2 separate regions of the Mus musculus genome follow, and region 2 is linked to region 1. The links are chromatin loops, found by intact Hi-C in ENCODE. Cell type or tissue: left cerebral cortex. All regions are shown on one strand. Each heading gives the region's core, and the rest is flanking DNA. Links, peaks and the distances in the headings are about the cores only. Region 1 has its middle 110 kb from the start of Mir30d. Region 2 has its middle 22 kb from the start of Gm25987.

Region 1 (15,360 bases), core at 2,574-10,573:
CATCAAGTAGAGCAACAGGCCACATATACAGGTTTCTGCTACTCTAACTAAATAGCTGAAATAATATGGTTAAAAGAGGAAACAATCTGTTTCCTAGTTTGGGTGTTTCTTTCCATTGTCAGTTGGCTCCATTGTCTTTGGGTGCATGATGAGACAAGACATCATGGTAGCAGCATGTGATGTAGGAGGGTGCTCACTTCCTGACAGCCAGGAAGCAAAAGGAGAGAGGAAGAAGAGGGCCAATCATTCTTCAGGAATAACTCTCCTTCATAACATAACTTCTCATCAGGCCCAACTAGCAAAGGGGCCTATCAGGAGTGCTGTCGGCAAGTGACTGAGGCTTTAAAACCTTACTCTTTTGAGGGGATTAAGTATGTAAGCCAATAGCATCATAGCAGACATCTTTTGGGTCAGGTTTGGCTATATCTCCATCATGAGGAACTGAGCCATGTATCTTATATTGCAAGGGACTCAGGACAGGTGGTCTGTGTGCCCATGAACACAGTAACGTGGGTTTGAGAATGTGTGTCATGGTTGTGTGAACACCTCTGTGTTGGTTCATTTGATGTGTCAACTTGGCTGGATTTAGGAGTATGGACAAATTGGTGCAGATGATTTCTGGGTGTATCCACAACATGTGCAGAGATCAACCTTGAAATGACTGGGAACCATCCAATTGTGGAGGGTTCCAGAGAGAATAAAATCAAAGGGAAGGCAGATTGCTTGCTTTCTTGCTACTCCCTGCCTGTACTGGCTGGTTTTCTGTGTCAGCTTGACACAGGCTGTAGTTATCACAGAGAAAGGAGCTTCAGTTGAGGAAATGCCTCCATGAGATCTAGCTGCTGTAAGGCATTTTTTTTTTTCAATTAGTGATGAAGCGGGGAGGGCCCCTTGTGAGTGGTACCATCTCTGGGCTGGTTGGTAGTCTTGATTTCTATAAGAAAGCAGACTGAGCAACCCATGGGAAGCAAGCCAGTAACATCCTTCCATGACCTCTGCACCAGCTCCTGCTTTCTGACCTGCTTGAGTTCCAGTCCTGACTTCCTTTGGTGATCAACAGCAATGTGGAAATGTAAGCTGAATAAACCCTTTCCTCCCCAACTTGCTTCTTGGTCATGATGTTTGTGCAGGAATAAGAACCCTGACTAAGACACTGCCCCTCTCTCCCCTCTGGGGTGTTCTTTTACTCACAGGTTCAACTCCTGACCCAGCAAGCTTGGAACTCCAGGAGCTCGTGCAGTGACTCCCAGGATCTTCAGATCCTTGATCTCAGATGGAGAGGCAGATTTTTGACTAATCTAGTTCTGAGGTTTTGGATTTGCTACTAGATTCCTCCAGTCTGCAGATGATGCAAGGATGGAGTCCCCGCCTCTGGAATGTGCGAGCCAATTTCCCTAAATGAATTGTCTCTCATCTAATGGCCAGTGTCTATAGATGAAGACAAACTCAGCTCACACAGCAAGTTCCCTAAAGGCTTGAACTGTCATTTGTTGTAGCTGCCGGACCTGGTGTAGTGTTCTGTTCAGGGTGGTGCTGGGTACATAGGGAAGGAGAGGCCTTCACCTCTTGGGCTTTGCCTTGACTTTGGGTTCTGTCATCCTTTACCAGACATGGTGACTAATCATAGCTTTCTGTCTTTGCCAGTCACAGCTCTCTCTGCATTCTAGGTACTGTGACTTTTGCTCTTCCTGGCCTCCTGATGCAGAGTCTGGTTACCCAGACAATCCAAAGACATTTCTAGCAGCCTACTTTCTCCATGAACACGTCTTGGATCTTCAGGTTCGTAGAGATTTCATTGACATGTTCAGAGACCTCCTCAACAAGAAGAACCTGTCCTGTTCTCAGACTGCCTTGTATACTATTGCAGTCCATATGCAACCTGTGTCTGTCAGATCAGAATCTCTCAGACTGTAAACAGGGATCAAATCTGACCCATAAAACTGATGGAGCCTGACACTTTGCAGCCACTGGGTTGTGTCAGGATGTGGCCTCTCTCCTGTGACAGCGCCTGTCAGTCTCACACCCGGAAGAGCAGCTCCAAGGATCAGACAAAGCATCCCCGCTTGCTGCCTGCTGCGGTTTCCCTGTGGGGAGAAAGAAGCTGGTTCAAAGGGCTGGCCTAGTTTTCAGCAGTGAGCTTCCCTGTGGGAGGAGGGAACGTGCTGTGTGGATGGAGCACAGGGACCCATCAGAAGTGTTGTGGAGACAGTGACGCAATGCATTTCTCATAAAGAACTTGGATCCTTCTCTGCAAAACGAAATTGGGAGTAGTAGAAAAAGATCAGCTAGTATTGGGATACATAGTGCCTGCTATTTGAGTGTGCATCAGTGCGCACGTGTTTGTGTATATAAAACACCAAGCATTTGGGGGTGGTGTGTGTGTGTGTGTGTGTGTGTGTGTGTGTGTGTGTGCATATGCTGAACCTGCTATGGTGGCATGGTAATGCTGGTTTTATAAATGAAGACTTTAAAACTCAGAAGGTTCATTTAATTCTATTAAGGTCACTCAGCCCTAAGTGGCTCGGTCTGAGGTTAGAACCTGAGACCTTTCTGATTTCAGAATCAGGATCTCTCTGGTGAGCTTATGTTTTTCAAGTTTCCAGTTTTTCTGTCATGATGAGTCATGGCTGTTCTACTGTTGACTTGGTCATTTGAGGTACTTGTAGATATTGTACCTCAGTTAAGGCTCACTAATATATTTTAAGTTTGGCTTTTATTTTTATAAGAAAACAAACTCATAAGTCTTAAGTAACTTGTCCCATGTTTGAGGGTCAGGAAGATGTAGAATCAAGAATGGAATTGATTATCTACCCCACAAATCTAGTACCTAATTTTTTAACCATGTGACTTCACCCTCTTTCTGTAAGGCTTAGGAATTCTTGAGAGAGAGAGAGAGAGAGAGAGAGAGAGAGAGAGAGAGAGAGAGAGAGAGAGAGAGAGAGAGAGAATGTCTTTATATTTTACATGATTGAAAGAAAAATTAAAAAATATTGTAGCATATAAAATGTATGCAGAATTAATATGTTACTGCTCATGAATAAAACACACAGGCATCTCTGTGGCTTCTTTGTTGTCTGTGGGGCTTTTGCACCACAGCATTAATACTGAGAATCTTCATAGTAAATCGCTGTGCCCTGCAAAACCTAAGACATCTTTTAGATAAAGCCTGCTGCCCTCTGCGGTGAAGTGTTTCACTAAAGGAGGCAGAAGGCAGACGGCCTTGGACAGGAGGCAGGTGTGCAATGCTTGTGAGTCTTGGGAGAGCTGGCAGGCCTTGGACAACACCATCTTTACCTTCCGGTGGTACATGGTGGGTTCCTAGTGTCGGGGCATTCCCCAGAGAGGCTGCATAGAGTGTCCAGGTATGTCAGTTGTAGAAGCACCAGCAGGTGGATTATGTAGAAACAGATGTCTGGGCAAGTGTACAGTGGATCAGATAAAGACAGGCAGGGGGAAAATAGGGCTGGCTCTTGCACATGATTCATTATGAGGAACTAGGGGTAAAGCCCATTGGGGCTGGTGGGATACCAGACTGGAGTAAATGAGCCATGAATGGGTATACTGGGGGTGGTGGTATGGCAGGGTTAGGGAGCAGATATCACATTCTGTCCCTAGAAAGAAAAAGGGGAAACTGGAGATGAATCCAGTGCCAGAAGACATTGCACATAGCCATGGTGGCAAGTACTCTGGTGGGTACTCTGAATTTATCCCCCCACCCCCCGCAATGCCCCCAGTTCTGAAGCAGCAGAAGTAGACCATGGACCCTTTAGGGCATGGATATCTGTGTCAGATTCTGTTCTCAGTCAGTTTAATAGGTACATTGGTGTGCGATGTTTCTTTTGTTTTTGCTCTGTAAGAATGATGAGCCACACACAATTTTCTCTTATTTGGGAACCCTTAGGAAAGAGATCAATTTTTTTTTCTGGTCCTGCTCACTTGCTTGGGCCCTGCTCACTCTGGCCCCATTCGCTTTGGCCATATTTATTTCATATATGTGGGTACACTGTCACTATCTTCAGACACAGAAGATGGCATCAGATACCCATTAGAGATGGTTGTGAACCACCATGTGGTTGCTGCGAATTGAACTCAGGACCTCTGGAAGAGCAGTCAGTGCTCTTAACTGCTGAGCCATCTCTCCAGCCCAAGAGATCAATTATTTTTTAAAAGAAGAGATTTACAAGACCCATTGTGAGAAGGGAAAGGGGCTTGGGTTTGAAGGAGGGAAAAGCTCCTGGAGAAGAAGTTGTGGAGGAGATACCTGCCAGCCTGGTCTTTGACCTGTGCCTATGGGGGATGTGAACCTTGTTATTATTCCTTGCAAAAGTTTGACGAGGATGGTGGGAAGGGAGGGAGGAGGATGGGACTCCTGAGTTTTGATGCACTGATGTCGTCAAAGGTTTCACTGTCCAGTATGTGGATGCCATGTGCCATCTTCATTTGTGTTGATGCTGGGGTCTTTACTCAACATTTCTTTTTATACCCTTCATTTCCTCTCTGGCCAGTCAAGGCCTGTCAGAGTTCTCACTTTCCTTTGATGTTGGTCTCCCAGGACATAACACTTAGGGTAATGTCTACAGCCACTGGCAAGAGAATAGGGGGATGTCATGCTCACATAGAATGGCTGTGGAGGGTTATGAGACCTTCTCAGGGGAAGCTGGAGACTGTGTGGAGTAAACATTGCTTCTTTATCCATCTTATTTCCTACTCCATAACCGTTTACTGGGTCTCTGCTGTTTAATGCAATGTGGGGAGTAGGTGGTAGTGCTGATCATGAGCATAAGTTGTTGGATGGAGAGTGCTAAGTGTGGAGGCACTTCATCATGAGAGTTGAGAGGAACGATCGGACACTTGCATCTAGCAGTGGTTCTGCCTGAAGCACTATGGTTAGATCTGAGTCTTGAGTGAGGGATTCATTATAGATGCGTGGAGGTGAGAGGAACGTGGCCTCAGTGTGGAGTTATCGAATGTACAGCAGAGCCTTTGGACATGTGAGTGAAGGGAGAGGAAAACTGGAAGGAACCTGGTGGTCAACTCCACGTATCATGCTCTGAATGCTACCCTGCTAGAGGGATCTGAAAAGTGGGAAATATAATAGAAGCCCCACAGCCACTGTGCCAAATGGTGTGGCAGGTCCTAAAACATTAAAAATTAGACTTCCACATCACCTGGCAATATCTATATCTATGTCTATGCCTACGCCTATGTCTATATCTATATATGCCCACAGGGAACAGAACCTGCATTTTGAGACATCTACACTCTTGTGCTCATTGCAGTCATTGACAGTAGCCAAAAAGTAGGTGAGCACGGTATGATGCTGCATGTATACAATTCTAATACTTGGGAAGCTGAGACAGGGGACTGCAAATTTGAGCCTGGGCTATACAGCAGGTTTTAGAACAGTAAGACCTAACATAACCAGTTAAAGCCCCCAAAGAAAAGGAGAAAGGAAAATTGGAAGGGGGGGGGAGGACAGCGGGAAGAAGAAAGGGAGAGAAACAACCTATTCCAACCTGCTTATCTCTCAGCAGCTGTATGAATGAGGAAAACATACACACACAGTGGACTACTATGCAGCCACGGAACAGTAAGATTTTGTTTATTCTAACAAAATGAATGGTACAGAAGACACTGTGTTAGATGAGATAGGTCACACAGCCTGTGATCTCATTCACCCTTGAACTCCGAAACAGCTGATCTCATGAAGGATGAGAGTAAGACAGTGGTTGCCAGAGGCTGAGGAGGGAAGGCGGGTGGAAGGCATGGGGGAAGGTTAGCTCATGGGTACTGAGTAGCAGTTAGCTAGGCCAAATAAATCTGTTACACTACTGTACCGCACAGTGACTGTAGATCCTGCCAATATACTGGAGGTTTCAAAGACTAGAAGGAAGGTCACTGAAAATTTTCATCTCAGAAAAGTAATGACACAATTACAGGAATGGATAGATTTGCCCTCGTTTTATCATTATTATGTAATGTGAACTATCACATGGTAATATATATATATATATATATATATATACACACACACACATGTATATATACATATATAGAATTTTTGCATGTCAATTGAAAATCTAAAAATAAGAGAGAGAACACTAACCCCAATCTGCACATATGGCCTTCTCAGACATTGTTTTTAGTGCTTTCAAAGAGTTAGTTACATTTTCCCTATAGTACTGGTCCCAATTTACAAAGTTGGGCAAGCAAAGGGACAGTCTAAGGGGACAGGACACGAACAAGAAGTGGTGGCCTCTGGAGTGAGATGTGGGCAGCCACTCTGAACTGTCCTCTTAACATAGAGTAGAGGGGGAATGGAGCCCTGTGGAGAAAGAGGCCAAATGACTTCCCTTTGGAGGACTTGGATCAATTCACATATGGCAAGTGGATTCCCAGCCATGAAAAGCAGGAGTCACTGGGGTCAGAACTCTGTTGTGTTGCAAAGGTTGGGGTCTTTCAGCGTATTATTGCAACTCCCAAGGGCTATGAGGGATACCAGGAAGACTGGGACCTCACAGACTTTCCAGACCTATACTTCACAGAGCAGCCTTCTCGTTGCCACCCCTAACACTGGCTCTTTCTGCCTCTGATTATTGAAGGCATTCATGTGAAAATAGGGTTTTCCCTGTCTTCCAGGGCTCAGTTTCCTGCTGCTGTTTCCCACCTGAAGCTGTAATTCTCCATTTGTGGCTCAATAACCAGTTCCTGGGTGGCTAATTACAGGCCATATGCTCCTGGGGCTGGCACGCTGGAGAGGCAGACGGGCATGCTCCCACGCTTGCCGCTGTTCTCATTTCTTTTTGGACCTGGCGCTCCAAGCCTGTCCTCCAGTGGCTCCTGGTGGCTCTAGAAGACTGCTTTCTCTCTTAGCCACTGTGTTGCTGTGCAGGTGACCCCGGCTGGGCTTAACTGGGCATGCACTTGTCATTCTGCCAGCATCTCAGCATCCAACCAGTTGGCAAAAATCAATGAAAACAGATGATGTCGACACTGCTTATGCCCCAGCCAGGTGGGTGATGGAGTGGAACAAGCTTTGGCCTGGGATTCTGCAAGTTGAGCTGCAGTTTTGATTGAGGAAATTGTGATGAGAATTTTGGAGACCTCCCTACCTCTCTGATTCTTCATGTTCTTATTCACATGCCTGGACACTGGTGATGTCCAGAGTTTGTAGCTTGATTCCTAGGTATCTGTAAAGATAATGATGGATGTTAAAACAGGTTGGACCCCGTTCCAGATACAAAGTCCTATAAAGAACGGATAACTGCCTTCGTCTTTGAGTCTCTGTGATCTAGGACAGAGACCGATTGTGGCACGGAGCATATAAGCTACACTCTTGTTGAAACACAAGTTCACTAGAATCCAGAGTCTGACTTAAAGATTCAAATAAGTCACATTTGATCAGTGGCTAACCTGAGAATCCAGAGACTTAGAAGGCACAAAGGAACCTCATGTTCTTTTAAAACAACTTTCATTTAATTTGTTCTTTGACACTTTCATACTTGTACACCATACTGTGCTCTGATTACAGTCGCTCAACCTTCTCTGATCCCCCTGCATGTTTTGCACACACATCCTCCCTACAAGTCCATTTTTTCCTTTTGTGTCTTTGTGTTTTATGAGTCCTCCAGTCTAATCAGGGCCGTCTGTGTGACAATGCATCTGACACTACCACGGGAGCCTAGTGAGCGCCTCAGTGCATTCACAGCAGAAGGCAGCTTCTCTCTACCCTCTAGAACATATCCAGCCAATAGGGGAACCAGCATTCTAAGTGGTTTTGTTGGGGAAGACGCTTGCTGTAAGGTCACATGGGGGAAAGACAAATGTGGATGTCCAGATTCATGGGCACTCAGACAGTCTGGGTGAAACAGTCCGGGTGAGCCTTATCTCTGGGGAAAGGACCACTCTCCCTGTTCTTCCTGCAACTTGGCATAAAATCTGGAGGAGGAGGAAGAAGAAGAAGATGAGGAGGAGGAGCAGGGGGGGGATGGGAAAAAAAAGTGGGGCAGGAAGGAAGGAGAGAGAGGAAAGGGAGGGAGAGGAGGAAGAAGGGGTGCATAGGTTAGAGGAACAGTATGGAAGTATGTGATAATAACTTGGTCTCTCCGCAGAGACTTCTGGTACCTCCATGATGACCTATGACAGGAAATTATAAAATCATGGCTGATGGTCTGTTGATTATAATGTCCCTCTAAGTCATGACAATATTGTAGTCATTATTTTTTCAAAGATTTATTTATTTATTTGTTTATTTATTTATTTATGTATTTATGTGAGTACATTGTAGCTGTACAGCTGGTTGTGAGCCTTCATGTGGTTGTTGGGAATTGAAATTTTTAGAACCTCTGCTCACTCCAGTCTGCCCCAGTCGCTCCGGTCAGCAGTCTCTGCTTGCTCTGGCCCAAAGATTTATTTTTGATTATAAGTAAATCTGACACACCAGAAGAGGGCGTCAGATCTCATTATGGGTGGTTGTGAGCCATCATGTGGTTGCTGGGATTTGAACTCAGGACCTTCAGTGCTATTACCTGCTGAACCATCTTGCCAGCCCCCTATAGTAGTCATTCTTACTTTGATGATATCAGCCTTGTGGAGGGAAGAGAGAGTAAGGAAAGTTACTACTAATCAATCTTATGTTACCTTTTAAAAGACTGACAAATCTCCCGGGGTGTGACTAACCAGCTAGTGGGTGTGGGTGGGATCATTTGCTCTCCTTGGGCTTCTGTAGTACAGTTTAGAGATCACTGAATTAGGAAGGAAAGCTTGAGTCTGGGTGGCCAGAAAATGACAAAGGCCACAGTACCCAATAACTCTTCTGTGGTTGTGGTTAACTAGAGATTTGCTCAGTAATCATGTGTGCTTTGATGAGAAAGAAAGGGAAAGTAAATCAACACACATAGTTTGTGTGTGTGTGTGTGTGTTTTGCAGCCACAGAACAACCTTGGGTCAGGTTCCTCAGCTGTCATCCAGTTTTTCTGTGTTTTATCCAGGGTCTCTTACAAACCTGGAACTCTCCAGGTGGGCTTGGCCGGCTGTCCAGCCATCCCCAGGATCTGTGTCCTATCTTCTCAGTACTGGGATCACAAGTGGTTGAATGCAAGTTTTCCAGCCTTCAAGCCAAGCACTTTACTGATTAGGTTATCTCCCCAGCCCTAAAGGTGTTTCGATAGCTAAAAAGCATTTGTGTTCCTGTAGTCTATGTGAAAGAAATTACAAAAAGATGGCTACCTATCAAGGCAGGTTCATGTACATTCTGTAAGGATGCAGGCTAAACCACAGAGATGCCTCTGTAAATTTGCAAATATGGATGCTGTGGGGGGCTACCTACCTCTTTTGTATCCTAGCTACTTAGTGCTGCTCTTTCTTGGTGACCCTCTTGGTACCCTCTCATCTTTGCTCTCTCCACGGCTCCCAATTCTGAGCCAGTTAGTTTTACAGGATTTCACGAGGCCCAAACGCGATGACGGATGAGAATGTCTTTTACAATAGTAGGCATATGCATACACTTCCAGTGACAGTCAGTGACAATGCTAGCAAGACCAGTATCTGTCGTGGTAATTTCCTCACTGTGTGAGTAGGTGCCTGATGGCAGAGAGTACCATGCCTTCTCCTTCTCACTAATTTATATCCTGTATGCTCATTTTGTCTCCGCAGTTGACACATGTCATTTGCAGCTGTTCACTATCCTCGCAGTGGCTGTGGTATATCTTAATTCTTTTTCACATCATGACTCCTGCTTTCTCAACTCAGGGAATTTGCATTCGCAGGCTTGCTTTCTGCTAGGGTAGGGGCAGAGAACCAGAGTCCCTTCAGTCAGTTGGACCTGCTAGAGGCTTGCAATAAGCAAGCTTAGGATCAGGAGATCCTAAGATCTTTTAGATTCTTTTAACATACACATTGTTTAATTTATATTCATTATCATTATTTATTACTGTGTACGATACTCGTGTGTGCATGTGCCAAGTCATACTTGTGGAAAGTCAGAGGACAACTTTCAGGATTCAGTTATTTCCTTCCATACTTCTGTTGGAGATGGGACTCAGGTCACCAGCCATGCACAGCAAGCATCTTTCTCCACTGAGATATTTCCCTGTATCCAAGAAGATTCTTATACTAAATGTGGTGGGGCCCCTTGGTTCTACTATCTACAGCTACTGCGTAGTGATGGTTGTGGTGCCTCTGTTGGAAAACCCCCATTAGTCTGGACTTGATAGACTCAGCTAGTTCCTTGCTCTTTACAAATATGTTCTGAACTGTTGAACCATTTTAAATATGCTCCCCTCAGGTATAGATGAGTCGGGATGAATTAAGTTGTTTGCAATTAAGATCCCTTCCTGGTTCAGGGAGCGAAACTAGAGTGGGTTCTAAATGTCATCTTTGCTTTGAAGTGGCTTAGCTGAAATAGACAGGCATCAGGAGGGAAAGTTCATCTATTGCCAGCTGGAAAGACGATAGCATCTCTTGGGTTTACAAATCCACACAACTTGTCCCTTGTATGCTGGCTCTTAAGACAATGACCTCTGCCCATGGAGGCTGTGACGTTTTAGGGGACTATAAAGGAGAATCTTTAAAAATAAAATCAGGAGAGATAGTAGAGTAGTTCAGAGTACTTGCTGCTCTTACAGAGGACTTGGGTTCAGTTCCTAGAACTTATACAATGGCTTACAAACACCTGTAAGTTAGGTTTCAGGGCAACCATAAAGGCAACTCTTCTGGCCCTTATGGTCATCTGGCATACATGGAGTATACTTACATACATGTAGGCTAAAATAAAATTAGCTTCCCTATGTTGTCTAAGACTCTGTTGTGGCTGTCATTTTTGTTGCCTTCTTCAGTCCCAGAAGATCTACCGAAGTGTGCGTCTTCCATTTGTTATTTCATTACTTACAAGGTGAAACTTAATAAAATATTTTATCCTTTACACACCTTTATAACATCCTTATAAAATAGGTAAGCATATAAAAAACCAATGGAAGACATACATGTTACCGAAGAGAAAGAGGAGGAGTTATTCAGAGGACGTGAGGGAGAGACAGACTGGGAGACAGAGTCATACAGAGAGGGTGTGCATAGTGGAAGTGGAAGACATGGAAAGAAGACCAACTTGTGAAATGACTCATGTTAATTGGTTTCTATGGCCCAAGCAGCCTGCCTACTGGTGTGCATGCCCCATGGAGTTCATTCTCATATCGAACCTGGTATCGCTGTGTGACTTATAGGATATGGTGGAGGTAGCAGTGTACCATTCCCTGGGGGTAGGTCTAAAATACATTCTGATGACCCATGTTTCCATATGAAAAGTCCTTGGGAGGACCTGATGCTATTACAACAGTAGCAGCATGATTCTGGGAGATGATGAAGCTTTAGGCTGTTGGGCCTAGTTGGAAGCATGTCTTCTTAGGTTCTTATACTTGGTCCTTGCTGACATCTCCCTCTGAAGATCTTTCACCATCCACTCTTGTTGCCATGGGGTTTGTCCTTACCACAGGCCCAGAGCCAGCAGAATCAGGAAGCAAAATCTTTCCTCCTTGAAGGTGGGCCATTGGGTATTTGCATTATAACAATGTACAAGTGACCAGCCTCTTACATCCCTTTCTCCATGAGATGTTAGCTGCCATGTTGTAAGGGTATTCAAGTTGATCTGGGTGAGGGGTGGTTGGAACACAGATGAAACAAAAATGCTGCTTTCAGGCTGACCAGGCCTGTGAATTAACCCAATCCATCCTGACAGATGACATAGTACCAGTTTCTAACAACAGGGATCTGAGAGATTTCTATCCACAACACACTGCTGCTGTGTTCTGACCCATGAGGAGATAGTAAATGATTATTGTTGTCTTAAGCCATTATACATCAGGCTACCCACTACTTAATATAGTTCTCCTGCTGAGCTTCATCTTGGCAAAGAAGCTGGCTTTCAGGTATGAGTGTGAAAGGAGGATGTTCAGAAATCACCTGCCTTCTCAAGACCCTCTAGCATTATTGTTCTGCTTCATGGCCCCAGTCATTTCCATTTAGTAGAACTTCCTCCTGGGCTCTGACAGATAATTGGACATTATTTCTGGATTCCAGTATTGCCGCACCTTTAATTCTCTTGAGTCTACTTTTGTAAGTAACTCCATTGGAAGGAGGATGAAGACGGATCAGTTGCTCTTCTCTCGCTGTCCACTTAACCAGGAAATGTAGAATCTATAGCTACCTCTGGGGTTTTGATTATACATTTTGTCAGTACACATATTTCAGATCATTGCTTCAAAAATATATGCTTGCTCTGTCACTTTATTTATTATTTACAAGTGCCACTTAGGACTTTATTGTGCGATATAAAACAGGTATAAAACACAAACTTGGAAAATACGACAGAAAAGTAAATGGAAAAAGTTGTAACATTTTCTTTTTCTGTCCTAATGGATATTTTGTTACGACCAGCAAATGTGCTTCCTCTCCCTTTTTGGAGGCTACTGGTCACAGGTCAACATTTTATGTTCCTGCACTATCTGCAGATTCTTTATGGGCACAGATTATGCCATATTTACTTCATCTAAAATCATTCTATTAAGGTTGTATTCATGATGTTTATTTGTGAGTGTATATGTGTGTGCATGTGCATGCATGTCTGTGCACATGCATGTCTGTGCATGTGCATGTGTGCATGTTAGAGAACAGTCAAGGGGTTTATTCCTCAAGAGGGGTTCAACTGTTTTCTTTTCTGTCTTTTTTTTTTTTTTTGAGATAATATCTGATATTTCAGCATGAGTCTTGCTAATTCAGCTGGGCTGCTAACCAGTTTCTCAGTTCTGGACTTATAAGTATGCATCTCCATACTTTGACTTTTCTTTTATGGGTACTTAGATAAAACTCAGGTTTTAGTGCATATGCAGCAAGAAACTTCTCAGTTGGAACTATCTCCCTCCCCCACTTATGTTGAAAGAAAGGATGAGTGAAAATGTGATGTAATGGAAGAATAACATTTATACTTCAACATGGCTCTACGTGTAAGACAGAAAAACTTTGATAAGCTACGAGGAAGAACAAAGCTTAACATTGGTCCTCTGTTTGCAAGGGTTACGGTCTGAGCTTGGGTATGTATTGTTCTTAAATAATAAGTAAAGTGACAGACAATTATGTACTGTTCACTTTTTAGCATCTCTAAATTACCTGCTTCCCCACAAGGACCTCTGTGCTAAGAACATTATTAGAAGTTTCTGGACTTGTTTATTTTTAATAACATATTGAGTTCCCCTGTTTAATCCAGAGACCTACCACACCACACTCTTGCACATGTATCTTGACCTATTCCTTCAACCTGGCTTTGGGGCTTGGCTGTGTGGCAAAGAGCCAACCCAGTGAAGTCCTTTCTAGCAAGCACACATGTGTGAGAGGATTGCCTTGGTCACTAAGTAGCTTGCTTCACCAAGACTGGAGCTGCCTGGATATCTGTCTTCTTCCATTTCCTGGGGCTGAAGAGCTGTGGCAGACATGATTATAACCAGCTTGTCAGGTCTATTTGTTCAGCTGGGCATCTTTCTTGCCTGTCAGACGACTTGGCTTTTCATCCCCACTTAGGCTTTTGAGCTATGTAGTGAGTTAGAGCGAATGTTTCTGTTTCCTTGCAGAGCTCCACTGGCTTCCCTGACCTGAGGTTGCACAAAGTGACTGGGAACATAGGAGAAGACAGTGAATGGGAGAAGGAAAGCTTTATCCTGTGTGCAAGTGCACACACACACACACACATAAGTACACACATATGTATTCAGAAGTTATGGGGAAATAATCAGGTTGAACTTAAAAGGTTTTAGTTAATTACTAATGTTTAGATTAACTGTTACTGGATCTTGGACAAGACAGCTCAGTGGCTCAATGGAAGGGAATTCTTAAATACAGACACAGAAAGTCAGGAAAAAAATGTCATAGTAGACATGGTTTTGGCTGTTCTAAACCTGGTAAACCTAGGGGTGGGTAGATCTGTGTCTGAGTGGCTTACATAACTCACATCTGCTCCATCATGGGCACTGGAGTCTTTGCTTCCCTTAGGAACTAAGGTAGTGGAGAAGCTGCCTTTTGCCAGTTGCTGTGGCAGACGGAAAGACAAAAATCAACAAGGCAATCACTAGATGGTCCATCCTTTCGTCACAGCTCCAAATTTTGTCTCTGTAACTCCTTCAATGGGTGTTTTTTTTCCCATTTCTAAGAAGGGGCAAAGTGTCCACACTTTGGTCTTCGTTCTTCTTGAATTTCATGTGTTTAGCAAATTGTATCTTATATCTTGGGTATCCTAAGTCTCTGGGCTAATATCCACTTATCAGTGAGTACATATTGTGCGAGTTCCTTTGTGACTGGGTTACCTCACTCAGGATGATGCCCTCCAGGACCATCCATTTGCCTAGGAATTTCATAAATTCATTCTTTTTAATAGCTGAGTAGTACTCCATTGTGTAAATGTACCACATTTTCTGTATCCATTCCTCTGTTGAGGGGCATCTGGGTTCTTTCCAGCTTCTGGCTATTATAAATAAGGCTGCTATGAACATAGTGGAGCATGTGTCCTTCTTACCAGTTGGGGCATCTTCTGGATATATGCCCAGGAGAGGTATTGCGGGATCCTCCGGTAGTACTATGTCCAATTTTCTAAGGAACCACCAGACTGATTTCCAGAGTGGTTGTACAAGCTTGCAATCCCACCAACAATGGAGGAGTGTTCCTCTTTCTCCACATCCTCGCCAGCATCTGCTGTCACCTGAATTTTTGATCTTAGCCATTCTGACTGGAGTGAAGTGGAATCTCAGGGTTGTTTTGATTTGCATTTCCCTGATGATTAAGGATGTTGAACATTTTTTCAGGTGCTTCTCAGCCATTCGGTATTCCTCAGGTGAGAATTCTTTGTTCAGCTCTGAGCCCCATTTTTTAATGGGGTTATTTGATTTTCTGGAGTCCACCTTCTTGAGTTCTTTATATATATTGAATATTAGTCCCCTATCCGATTTTGGATAGGTAAATATCCTTTCCCAATCTGTTGGTGGCCTTTTTGTCTTATTGACGGTGTCTTTTGCCTTGCAATTTTATGAGGTCCCATTTATCGATTCTCGATCTTACAGCACAAGCCATTGCTGTTCTATTCAGGAATTTTTCCCCTGTACCCATATCTTCAAGGCTTTTCCCTACTTTCTCCTCTATAAGTTTCAGTGTCTCTGGTTTTATGTGGAGTTCCTTAATCCACTTAGATTTGACCTTAGTACAAGGAGATAGGAATGGATCAATTCGCATTTTTCTACATGATAACCACCAGTTGTGCCAGCACCATTTGTTGAAAATGCTGTCTTTTTTCCACTGGATGGTTTTAGCTCCCTTGTCAAAGATCAA
Region 2 (15,360 bases), core at 4,257-12,256, 200 kb after region 1:
TTCTTTAAGGACTTGTAACTCTTTAGCAGTGTTTTCCTGTATTTCTCTAAGTGAGTTATTAAAGTCCTTCTTGATGTCCTCTACCATCATCATGAGATATGCTTTTAATTCCGGGTCTAGCTTTTCAGTTGTGTTGGGGTTCCCAGGACTAGGTGGCGTGGGAGTGCTGTGTTCTGATGATGGTGAGCCGTCTTGATTTCTGTTAGTAGGATTTTACGTTTGCCTTTTGCCATCTTGTATTCTCTGGAGCTAGTTGTTATAGTTGTCTCTGGTTAGAGCTTATTCCTCAGGTGATTATGTTAGCCTCCTCTATCAGCAGACCTGGGAGACTAGCTCTATCCTTAGTTTCAGTGGTCAGAGTACTCTGTGCATGCAAGCTCCCCTCTTGCAGGGATGGTGCCCAGATATCTGGTGTTTGAACCTGGCTCCTGGCAGACGTTGTGTTCCACTCACCAGAGGTCTTAGGATCCCGTGACAGATCCTGTGTGGGTCCTTGTTGGTGTCCACAGACTCCCCCGCGCCAGGGACCACGGTGCTGCAGTGGGCCGGCCGGAAGGGACTTGAGCCCCGTATCTCTGCTTTTAATATTCTATCTTTATTTAGTGCATTTGTTGTTCTGATTATTATGAGTTGGGGGGAATTTCTTTTCTGGTCCAGTCTATTTGGAGTTCTGTAAGCTTCTTGTATGTTCATGGGCATCTCTTTCTTTAGGTTTGGGACATTTTCTTCTATAATTTTGTTGAAGATATTTACTGGCCTTTTAAGTTGAAATTTTTCTTTCTCATCTACTCCTTTTATCCATAGATTTGGTCTTCTCATTGTGTCCTGGATTTCCTGGATGTTTTGAGTTAGGATTTTTTTGCATTTTTTTATTTTCTTTGATTGTTGTGCCGATGGCCTCTATGGAATCTTCTGCGCCTGAGATTCTCTCTTCCATCTCTTGTATTCTGTTGCTGATGCTCACATCTATGTTTCCAGATTTCTTTCCTAGGCTTTCTATCTCCAACATTGCCTCACTTTGGGTTTTCTTTATTGTGTCTACTTCCCTTTTTAGGTCTAGTATGGTTTTGTTCATTTCCATCACCTGTTTGGATGTGTTTTCCTGTTTTTCTTTAAGGACGTGTAACTCTTTAGCAGCGTTCTCCTGTATTTCTCTAAGTGAGTTATTAAAGTCCTTCTTGATGTCCTCTACCATCATCATGAGTTATGCTTTTACATCTGGGTCTAGCTTTTTGGGTGTTTTGGGGTGCCCAGGATTGGGCGAGGTGGGAGTGCTGTGTTCTGATGATGGTGAGTGGTTTTGGTTTCTGTTAGTAAGATTCTTACATTTGCTTTTCACCATGTGGTAATCTCTGGAGTTAGTTATAGTTGTCTCTGTTTAGAGCTTGTTCCTCTCATGATTCTGGTAGCCTCTATCAGCAGACTTGGGAGACTAGCTCTCTCCTCTGAGTTTCAGTAGTTAGAGCACTCTCTGCAGGCAAGCTCTCCTCTTACAGGGAAGGTACCCAGATATCTGGCATTGGGACCTGCCTCCTTGCAAAAGATGAAGACCTGAAACAGGTCCTGTTCCAGATGCTGTGTAGCTTCGGCTTGTCCACACTCTCAGCTGCGCAGACTAGTCTCCGCGGGATCCGGGAACTAAGATGTCTCCCCCAGGTGCTCCGGCAAAACCCTCCCAGGTGGAGCGGACACTCTTTTCTGTCAGGGAAGGTGCCCATTTGTCTGGACCTGGAAACGGGATCTGCCTCAGAAGCTGTCCTCTAGGGACCTTGGGGGTGTTTGATGACTCTGCGCCCAGGTGACCTGGTGCTATCACTAGGGAGTTTTGACCCTAGTCAGGTCGGGTTTTCTTCTTCCCTAATGCTGTCTCAGGTCCCACACAATTGGATTGGAACAGAAGTTGTGTTCCACTCACCAGAGGTCCTAAGATCTCGTGGAGAGTTCTCTAGGGGACCTTTGGGGTGTCCGCCGACTCCATGCTGTCTTAGTCAGGGTTTCTATTCTTGAACAAACACCTTGACCAAGAATCAAGTTGGGGAGGAAAGGTTTTATTCAGCTTATACTTCCATACTGCTGTTCATCACCAAGGAAGTCAGGACTGGAACTCAAGCAGGTCAGGAAGCAGGAGCTGATGCAGAGGCCATGGAGGGATGTTCTTTACTGGCTTGCTTCCCCTGGCTTGCTCAGCCTGCTCTCTTATAAAGCCAAAACTACCAGCCCAGAGATGGTCCCACCCACAAGGGGCCTTTCCCCCTTGATCACTAATTGAGAAAATGCCTTACAGTTGGATCTCGTGGAGGCATTTCCTCAACTAAAGCTCCTTTCTCTTTCATAACTCCAGCTGTGTCAAGTTGACACAAAACTAGCCAGTACAGCGCCCAAGGTGACTCGGAGCTGATGCTGACTGGAAGGGATCTCTTGTATTTCTTTAATGGAGTTATTTATGTCCTTTTTAAAGTCCTCTATAATCATCATGAGATGTGATTTTAAATCTCAATCTTGCTTTTCCAGTGTGTTGGGGTATCCAAGGCTTGCTGTGGTAGGAGAACTGCATTCTGATGATGCCAAGTATCCTTGGTTTCTGTTGTTTATGTTCTTGCCCTTGCTTCTTGCCATCTGGTTATCTATGGTGTTAGCTGGTCTTGTGGTCTCTGACTGTAACTTGTCCCTCATGTGAGGCTCTGAGCCTCTGAGCCTGTGATCTTAGGTGTTTCAGCACTCCTGGAAAAACCAGCTTTCTTCAGGGTAGGATTTGGGTGTGGAGAGCTGTGGCACAGGGTGAGCTCTGGTGCATAGATGGAAATCAGAAGGATTGTTCTGTGGTTCCTGTGTCCTGTGAGCTCTGGCTGGACCTCACGTGGTCTAGGTGTTGAAGCAGTAGTAGGTTTCTTTCAGGCCTATGCCAGGGAAGACCTATAGTTGTAGGCAGGAGCAGTGCTACCATCCAGGGGTGGAGCCAGAAGATCATGGATTGGAGCTGAGTATCAGAGGAAGGGCTACATCTCAGGGGTGAGCCCTCATATCAGAAACATTCCCTGGATGTTGCCAAGTCTCCTGCCTCTCCACACTATAGCTCAGTCAACTTATGGACATGCAACAGGCCACTCTGGGTGAATATGGTGGTCCTGACTGTACTGTGCAGTGAAGCATGTGGGCCTCAGTTTGGGCTGAGAAGTGCAGCTCTGAAGGGGCTGTGCCTAGCTTTTGAACTGGGTGGCTGATGGCTGGGAACCTTGCCACATGCACTGGGGGCCTGGTGGTGGGCGGCACATATGGTGCTAGAGCTGTGCTTCTCTCTTTTCATCCCCCAATTTGACTCTCCCCTAGTTTTCCTTTTGTATTCATGTTATATGTGTTTCTCTATATATACATATGTGGTTTTAATTTCTATGAAGGAATGTGGTGAAAGGTTAGTGAGATGGCTCAGGAGGCAAAGCCCCTTCTCACATAAGTCTAGACATCTGAGTTCAATTTTTGAAACACATAAAGGTGGAAAGAGGGAAGTGACTCCATAGGGTTGTGCTTAGACATCCACATCCATACCTTGACACAAGTATCTCCCCTCATCATACAAACACACACACACACACACACACACACACACACACACACACACTCTCTCTCTCTCTCTCTCTCTCTCTCTCTCTCATTGTTTATCACAGCAACCGAAAAGCAAAATAGGATGTTATCTTTTGTAAATATAACTTTTGTAGAGTGCTTGATAGAATACACATATAGGAAAGCATGATCTGTTGTTGGACAGTGGAGAAAGAATATGGAGAATCCACCTTGAATTATTTTTCAAAACTGTGCACCTATAAATGGTTTTCTCAAAGTTATGAGCCATTACATGGTTCTTGATATGCATTTGATTTTTGCCTGGGTTTTATTTTCAAGTAGAATCCTCTTGCAGATATCCTATCAAATACCTGCATAGATGTTTTGTCTTTGATGCTGTAATGGCAGGAATGAATTTGTTCAAAAAGTTGTAGTTCATTCTATGGAGTCCTCCAAATATGCATACATACATAGATATGTACATACACATATATAAATGTAAATATAAATACACACATTTGGTATAGCTTCTTCTTACCAACAAATTGGTACCATTCATAAGCAGCAGGAGCATAATGCTTCTACCCAGATCCTACCAGAAACTTCCTTTTTCAGTTACTCTGCTTCTACATTGAGCATAATCTTCCTGTTGATCCTGTTTCCTTCACATTTCAGAACATCTAACTTGTTTAAATGAGGTTTTTGTGTTTTTTCAGAGAATTCTTTGTAACTGTAGAGAGGATAGTTTCTTTAGCTACTGTACGTATAGCCATGCCCATTCCTAACTGTAAACTACACCCTTTTGTTCAGAGCAGGAAACTGTGGAGGCCTACCATCTCCAGGAAGAGTTGTAGAGAACAGATAGATCGGCACATTGTAACTGTAATTGGTCTCTCACTAATCTCTTGGCTCTCTGGATGTTCTATGATGCCTCCCATTAATCCAAATAGCTCATAGACCCGTTATCGGGTAATATCTCCAATGAGTTGCCCCTCCTTGCAAAAACAGCCTCCTAGAACTACCCAGTTAGTTGTCTGTCTGTCTACTCACCTGGGCTTTCCTGCTGTGGGAGTCAATTTTAAATTTTAATTATTTGTCCAGCTCTGGCACACAGGCACACTCTGTACTTTCTGAGTAACTGTATTGCAGTGGTTTTTGTGGTTTTGAGAACATAAACTTGGTGGGCTTTCTCTTTCATTTGTTTTCTGTTACTAGGACTGTCAAGGCCAAGCCAAAAAGGGGGTGGGAAGTGAGATGTTTTACAGGTAATGAAGACATCACTCATATTTCACAGGGGGAAAAGTGGCTGCATGTTAGAAACTGAGGGGAGAATTTAGAGCATATGTTTAGAATCTCTAACAACCTAATTTGTTCCCCAAAGACAGTTCTGTGAGAAAGGAGGTCGGTTTGGTCAGAGGAAGGCAATTGAAAGGAGTTAGGGCTCTTAGCACCAGGGAGATTGTTAAGGAAGATGCTCCCAGAGGAGGCAATGAACACTAGATTTGCAAATATTTCCTCCAGCTAGTTGTTTGCTGAGAGCTGACAGGGGCCATGTTTACTGGCATCCCCCACCTCTCAGATGAGTATGCCCACCCAGAGCGAGGAAGGGGTTAATCTAATTGAGACTTTATTGGCTTGTGGGGAAGCTGAAGGGAAAACCACACAGAGGAACTCATGAGCCTTCATGAAAGTTTAATTTGATTTTGTGAAAGGGGAACAACTTGTATCTGGGCTTGCTGTGTTTAATATTAAAGCAACGATGGGCTCCTAAGACAGGCATGGAGCTGGGTAAAGCATAAGCCACAGACGGAGTGGTGTGTGTGTGTGTGTGTGTGTGTGTGTGTGTGTGTGTGTGTGTGTGTGTGATGAAGGAGGCTTTCTTTGAGTTGGAAGGCCAGGGTGAGGGGCAAACCCAAGGTCCCAGATGGGAACTTCTAGTTTAGGCTTCATTTTCATGAAAAACCTCCAATTAGGCTTCTCCACAGGTTGCTTATGAATATTTTCGAAGATAGCTTGATAACATTAACAAAAGCAGACTTCCTTAATGAACTTTAAAAACTTCATCACCAGGCCACTGGATTAAATGTATTCCTCAATTTTATACTTTAAAATAAATTTTGTCATTATACTACATAACACATTGTATTGCTCTGGAAGTCTCTCCTTTTGTGTATGTGGTGTGGTTGTGGAATGTTATGGTGTGATATGGTGTATCTCTGTGTTGGTCTATGAACACGGGGGCCAAAAGTCAATGTTGAGTTATTATTTCCAATTTTTCTCCAGCTTGCTCTCTAGACAGGGTATCTTACTGACCTTGGTGTTTGCAGATTCAGTTATATTCCTGACCAATGGGCTTTAGGAATCTTCAGAGATCTGCCTTTTTCCCATGGCACTGGAATTACAGTCCTATGACAGTAGGTAGGAATCAACTGTTTCTTTTTACATGGTTGCTGGGGACTGAACACAGGTCCTCCATTTTACATGACAAACACTTTACCTATTAAGCCTTCTCTCCAGCCAGGGTTTTCTCCCATTTTGTTGTTAAAAATAAACACTAAAAACAGTTCCCAGTGTTTATAAGGATGTTTTTGGCATTTTCCTGTCCATTATGGTTTGAGTTTAAAATGGCCCACTTGCTTTACAGACTCATGTGCTTTGCTTGGTCCCCAGATGGTGGTGCTGATATGAGAAGCTGTGAAACCTTTCAGAGATAGCATCTAGCTAGAAGACTTAGGTCACTGAGGATAGGGCTTGAAAGTGCTTTCTGGTTCCTCCTCCCCAAGCTCTCTGCTTCCTGCTCTGGCTGGAGAGATTTACCACGTTTGCAGGATATCCAAGATACTCTAGCTGCCTGCCATTCCCTAACCATCATGATGTGCAGTCTCTTCTGAATCATGAGCCAAAACTAAGCAAGCCCTCTCCACCTGTCTGCATGACATTGCTGCCCCCCTGCTTCTCCTAATTCCATTTAAATTTTCTGCCAGGTAAATAAGGCTCTGTCAAAAGGCTAGAAATTGCTGACCTTGTCTCATTCAGCAGCTGAACAGAGAGAGTGAAGGGGGGCAGGAGGGGGTGGGCAGAGACTCGGGGGACCTTCCAGCCTTGTTTGAAGTGAGAAATGCTAAGCCTGCCATATTTAATGGCTGGCCTGGGAGCTCAGTTGAAAGCAGGAAAGCTGCACTTCTCCTTGACTCGGGCTGTCCTGTAACACTGCCAGGGGCCATGCTAAGTGGTGGCTTCAGTCTGGCTCTAGATAGGACCAAGGGACCAGCAAAGATTTCCAGGCTGCAGTTTGCCTAGTAGGCCATGGCTTTCTCTTTTTAACCCCCTTACATGTAAAAGGAAAACTGCCTTTTCTTTGTGGAGGGCCTAGAACTATATTACTTGCCTTTCTTACTGTTGTGACCAAAATGCCTGACAAGAAGTGGGGTTTATTTTGCCTTACAGTTTAAGGGAATAGAGTCCTCCATGGAGTAGAAGTTACAGAGGCAGGAGTGGGAGGCATCTGTCACATTGTACCCTCAGTCAGGAAGCAGAAACAGAGGAATGCTGGTACTTAGTCCACCTCCACAGAGGAGTGCTAGTACTTAGTCTACCTTCTCTCTCTTTTTTTCTTTGTTTTGGTTTTGAATTTTTGTTTTTTTCAAGACAGGGTTTCTCTGTATAGCCCTGGCTAACCTGGAACTCATTCTGTAGACCAGGCTAGTCTTGAACTGTGACATTTGTCTGCCTCTACCTTCTGAGTGCTGGGATTAAAGGTGTGCAGTACCATGACCCAGCTACCTTCTCCTTTCTAAAAATAAAAAAATAAAAAAATAAAAATAAATTTATTAGTCTAGAACCCAGCGTATAGAATAGCTCACTTCCTGTAGTTAGGATTTGTCTTCTTATCCCAGCTAACCTAATCTAGAAACTCTTTCATAGACACACCCATCGGTTTGTCTTTTAGGCAATTCTAAATCCTATTAAGTTGATAATATTAACTATTCCATTAAGGTTCCTCAGGGAACTACAAAAGGTACCGGAAAGCTCTTCAGAGCAGCACTGGCAGGAGGGTGAGAGGACAGGAAAGTCTGCCATGGAATCACAAATTCTAATAAAAGCCTTGCTGTCAAGCAGCCCTCTCTAGCCATCAGCTGCCTTCCAAAGGTCCAAATCTCAATTGGTCAAGATGGCTAATTGGAAATTATCCTTTCAGATGATATTCTGGGCTAAAGTCTCCCAATGCTCTGGGACTGTGGCACACATGCGTGTTAGTTTGTTGATCTTTGGATCTCTGGAACAAACACTCCTGTCTTATATTTCTATCCAGTGCCCCAGCTGGCAACAACTGCCTCTGATTCCCCCGTGAAGATGTTATCTTCTCCACTTTCTGACATCTGAACAGTCTTCTTTTATCAAATAAAGAAAATACTCCTAGGATTAAAAAAAAAGAGAGAGTAAAAAGCTGCAGAGTCAACACGTATGAAAGCCTTCTCCTTGCCTTTTCAGAACGTCTAATTATCAATTTAAGTGGGCAGTTTGCCGCAGCCCTCGCTGATTAATTTATCAAATGCTGAAGCCTCTCTCATTCACCTCTTACTTAGTTCAGCTAAGTGATGCAATGGCAAGCAAGTCAGTGTCTCTGAAAAGCCCCTGCCTTGCCATGCTGTGGTCTTTATTCCCAATCCATGCTGTTCATTTCACTATTTCTCGCTGTGAATTGTCCTGGGCTAGTTCCTGAGACCTATCTCACTCACTTTCTATGGAATGAGTGACCTCAGACAGGCTGTGGCTTAGGGCAAAGCCACAAATTCATTAACTGTCTCAGCCACTGATGGATGGGCCTGCCCAGCCCCCCAGCCCATTCTCTGATGAGAATCAATTTCACTCTCTCCCACAGAAGCACTGGTGGCATCCTCTAATGAATAACAAGCTGCAGCTCACGTGTGCGTGTGTGTGTGTGTGTGTGTGTGTGTGTGTGTGTGTGTGTATGCTTGGTGTGCCATCATTCTCCAAAGTGGCTTTCACACCTGCTGTGATGCAGCATTGAGAGCAGTAATTACTATCATCTCCATTTATGAGAGGATGGAGTTTATTCTTAGACAGATGTGTGTCAGCTGTCCAAGTTCAACACCTCATGTATCCAACTGCTACAACTGAGCCATAATATACCAACTTAAAACTCAGTGGCATTCAACAAGAAACATTTATTTAGCTCCCTCATCTATGTGTTAGCCATGAGTCAGCTGAATGCACTGGGATTGGCTGATGTGGTTGGTTCTGCTCCAGGAGTCTTTTATTATCCAGAAACAGAGGGCTTCTCTGATGTGCCCTGTGTGGTTATGATGGAAACTCGTGACCTTAGACAAGAAGCAGGCACATACTTGCTTATATTTTATCTATTTGTCAGAGGTTGTCTTGTAGCTAAATCAAGTAAAGGGTTGGTGAAGAGGCTTTGCTGTCTTTTGTGGGAGGAGCTGCAGTCACACGACAGAGGCACATGTCAAGGAGTGATAAAGACTCCTGTCTGGGAGTTGCAATGGACTATAGTCACTTTGTCTACAATCCAGATTATCCTAGTCTTTGGGCATGTCTATGAGGAATTGTCTTTTTATGTCAATTGAGATGGGAAGTCTTGCTTATTATGGATGGCCCCATTCCTTAGACATTTTGTATGAGGGTGAGAGAGTAAGTTGAGTGCAGATATGCATGAATGCATTAATTACTTTCTGCTTCTTGAGTATGTATGTATGCAATATGATCAACTATGTCAATGTCCGGCTGCTGTGACTTCCCCACAGTGAAACATAATCAAAGGTCTAAAAGAGGGTTTCCTCAAAGTACTTTATATTCTCCTGGTATGAATATTTGAAGGGGCATATCTGTTGTACCAGGCTCTTTTAGGAATGATCTTATAGGAGCCAAGTGGTAGTGGTGCATGTCTTTAATCCCAGCACTCAGGAGACAGAGACAGATGAGACTCTGAGTTTGAGGCCGGCCTGGTCTACAGAGAGAGAATTCCAGGACATCCACAGCTACACAGAGGAAACCCTGTCTCAAAAAATAAAACCAAAAGCAAAAGCAAAACCCTCAAAACCAACCAACCAGATAAATAAATAAACAAACATCAACAGAGTTCTATGGTCTCACCTGCCCCAATTCATGTATTAGAAACAGTCCTTAATGTAATAATAGTATTGGAGGGTGGAACATTCTATGGATCTGCCTTCATGAATATACTAATGCTGTTTCTTTATAAAAAACTTTAACAGGAGTCTTTTATTCTGCCTCCTGTCAAGGAGGATACTGGTTCACTCCCCCTGGAGGAGGCTATCTTGTATATTTTGGGCAATTCTCAGCAAATGTCAGGGACTTGACTTTGTACTTCTAGTCTTCAGAACTGTGAGGAATAAAGATCTCTTCCACATATTTCCTGTAGTCTATAGTAGTTGGTTAGAGCAGCACAGATGAACTAAGAGAATAAGAGACAGCTTCTGTTTCTATGGAGCTTAATTCCTAGCAAAAGGGGGCCAGAACAATGTCTAGTGATACAGATGCTGTGCTTCCGTGAAGGGCCAGAGAAGAAATATTTTTGATTTTGGAGACTTCAAGGTCTCTGATACTATGGCTCATCTCACAGATAGATCAGGAAGGCAACTGTAGAGTAAATAGGAGTGACTGAATTATCATAAAACTTTGTTTACAAAACCAAGCCAAGTAGGATTTGATATAGAGGCTTAGGTGGTCCTGATTTGGGTGTACACAATACAGTAATGGAATGTGTAATGACTTGACTGTGAATGTCATCCCCTATTAGCCCATATATTTGATTGCTTGGTCCCCAGTTGGTAAAACTGTTTGGGAAGGATTTGTTCATGTGACCTTCTTGGAGATGTGTCATTGGGAATAGGATTTAGGGTTTTGAAAGCCCACCCCATTCTTATTTATGTCTTTGCCTCCTACTTGCAGATAAAGATATAAACTCTCAGTTCCAGTGTTGTTCCTGCCGGCTGCCATGCTCCCCCCATCATGAAGGCCATAGACTCACATCCTGAAACTGGGAAACACAATAAGCCTTTTGTTTATCAATGAAGTCATGGTATCTCATCACCAGGCTAGAAAGGGTAAGCTAGAATAGCAGAAGAAGGGGTGGAGATCAGAGAACAACTTTTCATCCATGTAACTTAAGGTGATCCCTAACCAACAGGAGGAAGGAGACCATCAATCCAGTGAAAGCCATAAGAGAGAAGGTCCCGGCCATGGGAAGAGCTAGCACAAAGGCACAAACACACAAAGGTAAAAAGGTTAGAAGAATCCAAGGAATGAAAGCAACCCAGAGGATGAACAGTGTGGTTGCACTTATGGGAGAAAGGGAGAACAAGGTGAGTGTAATTTGGGCTAATAAATTCAGGTATTTATAAAAAGCATAATATGAAGTGTAAAATTTATTCTGACACTTGTTAAAAAATAGTAAGACAGATAACATTTAAATTTCTACAATAGAGGAAAGCAGGATTAGTGATTTATGTTTCTGTGCGTCATGTAGGATAGAGCCAATAATTGGGGAAGGTGGTCGCTCGTTTTAATTGGCAACTTGACAAAATCTCAAATCACCTGGAAAGAGTGTCTCCATAAGGGACTGTCTAGGTCATGTTATCATATGGGGGTGTATCTTGATTATATTAATCTTGATATTATCTATCTATATATTATCTATATATATTATCATGGTTATATTATATTGAGCTGGGAATACCAGCTCATGTGAGTGGCACCACTCCCTAAGCAGGGGATATTGAACTGGATAAGAACAGAGAAATTTAGCTGAGTATAGGCATGCGTGCATTAACTATTTCTATCTGCTTCTTGACTCTGTATGGATGCATTATAGCCATCTATGCCAGGCTCCTGATTGCCAGTATTTTCCTAGTGATGAATGGTGTAGTAGATTGAATGAAAAATGCCTCAGCTAGGCTCATATATTTGAACATTTGTCCCTCGTTGTTGTTGTTGTTTGGAGAGCTCATAGAAACTTTAAGAGATACCGGCTTGCTGGAGAAAGTATGTCACTGGAGGTGGGTTTGGAGGATTATATAGCTTTGCTCCGGTTTCTGTTTCCTCTCTCTCTGCTTCCTATGTACAGATTAAAAAAAAAAGTGTCATCAGTCAGCTTCCAGATCTTGCCCCCATTCCATGCTATCCTTTCTATGATGGACTTGATCCCCTGGGGAATCATGGCCCAAACAAACCATTCCTTCTTTAAGTTGCTTCAGGTCAGAGTGTTTTATCACAGCAGTGGAAAAGTAACGAATTTAGACTTTAACATGGTCATGAGAGCTAGAATAAACCACTTCTTCCCTCAATTACTTTTGTTAGAGTTTATTATCACAGCAACAGAACAAACACCAAGACAGGCAGACAGTGGATTGAAAATTGCTCTGAGATTGAAATCTAAGTGTAAGAGGATTCTTTCTCAGCTGCTTGTTACAGTGTTTACTAATAAAAAGGTCAAGTGTTTAGATAACAATATATGGAAGAAGCAATACCTTCACATATGAAAAGTTGAGAGTCTTACGTCGAGGAAGTAAAAGGGATACAAGGGAAAGGACCCCAAGACTGGAGCTTCAGCTGTAATAGTCTGTCTCTGATTGAAGGGAAGATCTAGAGCAAATGTCAGATTAACTTCAGTTAATTCTGTATGGGAAGCTGTGGATGATGCCTTTAACAATTTACCTAAAAAGTAACAAAATGAGAGACAGCTGAGGCATCATGTGAAAACTCCTAACTTCCACGTTGAGATGGTTTGGTACCAGTTTAAGCCAATTGGTTTGGTTTCCCAATGGTCAACTGTAACTTTTTTTGATTGTCAGTGAGCTTGAGAAACTCTATTTTGAACTTCAGGACAATTTTAGAAAATATACTTGAAGTTATTATTAATATGTCAACTTAAATACATTAAATACATTAAGGTTTTTATTTTTTTTAAAGGAGACTTTTTTTTTACTGGGTGAAACTAGAGTTGTCAGTACAAGGTCAGAGTAGTGGGGCAAAGTCAAGATGTACTCAGTGTGGAAGCACAGAGCAGCCCGGGGTTTGGACAAAGAAGAAGCCTGTTATCCATCACTGTAGGAGCTTGGGAAGAGGAGTGACATGCTTTAATTTTTATTTAATCAGACTGCTTGTTGTTTCTGGACTGATTTCAAGAAGATAAGAGCAGAAGCAGGGAGAAAGCATAGAAGGTGACCTTCCTAGTCTGTGACAAGCTAGGCCTTGGATGCGAGGTGTGTCAATGGAAACGGACACAAGTCAATAGCTTGGAAGGTCCTTACAATAGAGGTTAGAGGTTAGAAGGACCTTCCAATGGGCTGGATACAGAAGTGCAGAAGAGGAGAAAGCCAGTATCTAAACTGACAATTGCTGGAGAAGGCTGTGGTCTCACTGAGATGCAGAAGACTAGGAAGGGAGTACTTTGGTACCTAATATAATCTCTCATCATGCAAGGCAATCCATAATGTGCCACTGGACTCTCTTTATCATAGCCTGAGGGGATCAATCAGGCAACAGAAGAAGAGAATGAGCTCCTTTTGGCTTTGATAATTTCGGCAATGACTACTGGACATCTACAAGGAGCTATGAAGTGGATCATAGTATTCATGAGTCTAGAGTTGCACGGAAAGGTGGTTTCTAGAAAGACAACTGATAGAACGCATCCGTGATAAATCATACTTGAAACTCCAGGAGTTGTTAAGACACTGGGTGAGAAAGTTCAGGGAAGGAGAGGAAGTTAACTGAAGTTGAGGTCCAGGAATCTTAACATTCAAGAGTGGGAGAAGAAACTGGCAAAGGAGACTGAAAGTGTAGCCAGGATATAGAAGGAAATCCAGTAAAACAGTAACAGAAACTCTGAAGAAGTAGTTGGCGGTGTTTCCTGCTGTTGAGAAATTTTAAAAATACAGTAGAGTGTGTTAAGATTTGGAGATAGACAATGAGTTCCATAAAAATCCCTGAAAAAAGACTGTGAAGCCCCATCATGATCCAATGACATCATATAAAAGAGTTCCTGTTTCAATTTTTACAACTGATAAAAAACACAACACAGCAGAATATGTGTCGTTAATTGTATAATGAGCAGAAACTTTCTTTTGAGTGAGTAATGTTTGAATATAAACAAGAAGAGGTCAGGTATCATTACTTGGAATAATGTGAAGAGAATATAGTTAAACAATTCAACAAAATTGCACCTCTAGTAGGTGCCTTGACACTTACCTGAAATCCCAGCATGGGGGAAGCAATGCAAGGTGTCTCAAGTTTGAGACTGCCTGAGCTATATAGTGTGACTCTGTTAAAGAAAAATAAAATGAAGAAGAAGAAGAAGAAGAAGGAGGAGGAGGAGGAGGAGGAGGAGGAGGAGGAGGAGGAGGAGGAGGAGGAGAAGGAGAAGGAGAAGAAGAAGAAGAAGAAGAAGAAGAAGAAGAAGAAGAAGAAGAAGAAGAAGAAGAAGAAGAAAGAAAGAAAAACAAAAAAGAGAAAAACATCCTGAAAATTTGAATATATGGCAGGATGTTCAAATAAATCAAAGATATGCAAAATAAAATAACAATAAACCACAGTTACAATACTTGAAGAGTATTAAACATTACTTCTTATTACAGAATAATAGGTCCATGAGGTAAGAGCAAGGATAGTCTGACTACCAGGAGGTGATGGTTAAGCTAAAACTTATAAGATCCATGAAAATCTAGCAGGCAGAGAGGGCTGAGAAGACCTACGGGGCAATGGAATCCAAGAAACAGATACTGTGAATGCAGGACTAGAAATGGTTGTTCAAGACTTTGACAATGACACGCTAGTTATCAATCACCCCTACAGGGTCTTCAGGAGTAGGGTGGAGGCAGGTTTACATGAACAACTACTGTACACAGCTAACACATAGAAAATTCTAAGGTAAAAAAAAAAAACATCTATTATTAGTGCTTTAAGTTATAGGGGTGACGTCACCACTGAAGTAGTGCACTGTCCTCTAGGAGAGTTGGGGGCAGGAGTTTCATAATATGATTTAATCTTGGCAAAGTGTTTAATTTTCTTCCTTAATGTTGAGGTGCTAAAACCCCTCAGGTAACCCTGTCCCCCACCCCCCCCCAACAAAAATAAGAACAAAACTTCCGGAACATAAAACATAATCTATCTATCTGGGATTGTGGTGGAAGCCTGAATTTGTTGGAATCTGTATCAGTGAAGTTGAGAAAATTGTACAGAGCAGGAGCCACAGCTCCTAGGGACACTGTGAACATAGCAGCAGTTGAGAGGAGGAGGAGGAGGAGGAGGAGGAGGAGGAGGAGGAGGAGGAGGAGGAGGAGGAGGAGGAGGAGGAGGAGAGGCTCCTGAAACATACTTGACACTTGATCTTAGCCAAAAGGCCGAGAAGGGATCTGAAACATACTTTAAATTAATGCCCCATAGCAACAAACTTTGAAGATTATGTTTCAACCACATAGCATTCGGGAGGAGTACTGGAAGCGGCTCTCAAATCCTAAACCATGGCAGCTACAAAGCACTGCATATTTATTCTGGCCCGCCCAGCAAGATGCTAGAGGGTCATTTTCTGAGCTTAGGCGTTCAGTAAGAGAGCCAGTCATCTGTAAAATAGAGACATGCTAGTTCTGCCTCTCTCAGACTTGCTGCCAAGCCCCTGTGTGATAAAGCTGGTGGTAATGCGTAGAAAGCTGACTACCACTGGAGATGTGTAAACTATTATTATTCCCCCACCTGCTGCTGTTAATGGCTCTGTGGTGCCCTGCAACCAAAATCTGCTAAGGAAAT

What was found. Peaks named below come from ENCODE experiments on the same cell type or tissue, not always from the same donor. Only the 100,000 strongest peaks of a DNase experiment are listed, where the experiment ranks them.
Region 2: a loop joins it to region 1, with 2.3 times the contacts of the local background. A loop is called at or near these places in 4 of 42 quality-filtered maps.

Annotation. Positions count from the first base shown.
Region 1 is chr15:68,438,682-68,454,041 of GRCm38, forward strand. No RefSeq gene overlaps it. Among named protein-coding and RNA genes, the nearest start is that of Mir30d, 110 kb to the left of the region's middle. In left cerebral cortex, for the core only: a CTCF peak has its summit at 6,839; DNase peaks (open chromatin) are centred at 4,815 and 6,775; H3K27ac peaks cover 1,335 bases.
Region 2 is chr15:68,641,828-68,657,187 of GRCm38, forward strand. No RefSeq gene overlaps it. Among named protein-coding and RNA genes, the nearest start is that of Gm25987, 22 kb to the right of the region's middle. In left cerebral cortex, for the core only: no CTCF peak of the experiment used is centred there; a DNase peak (open chromatin) is centred at 8,797.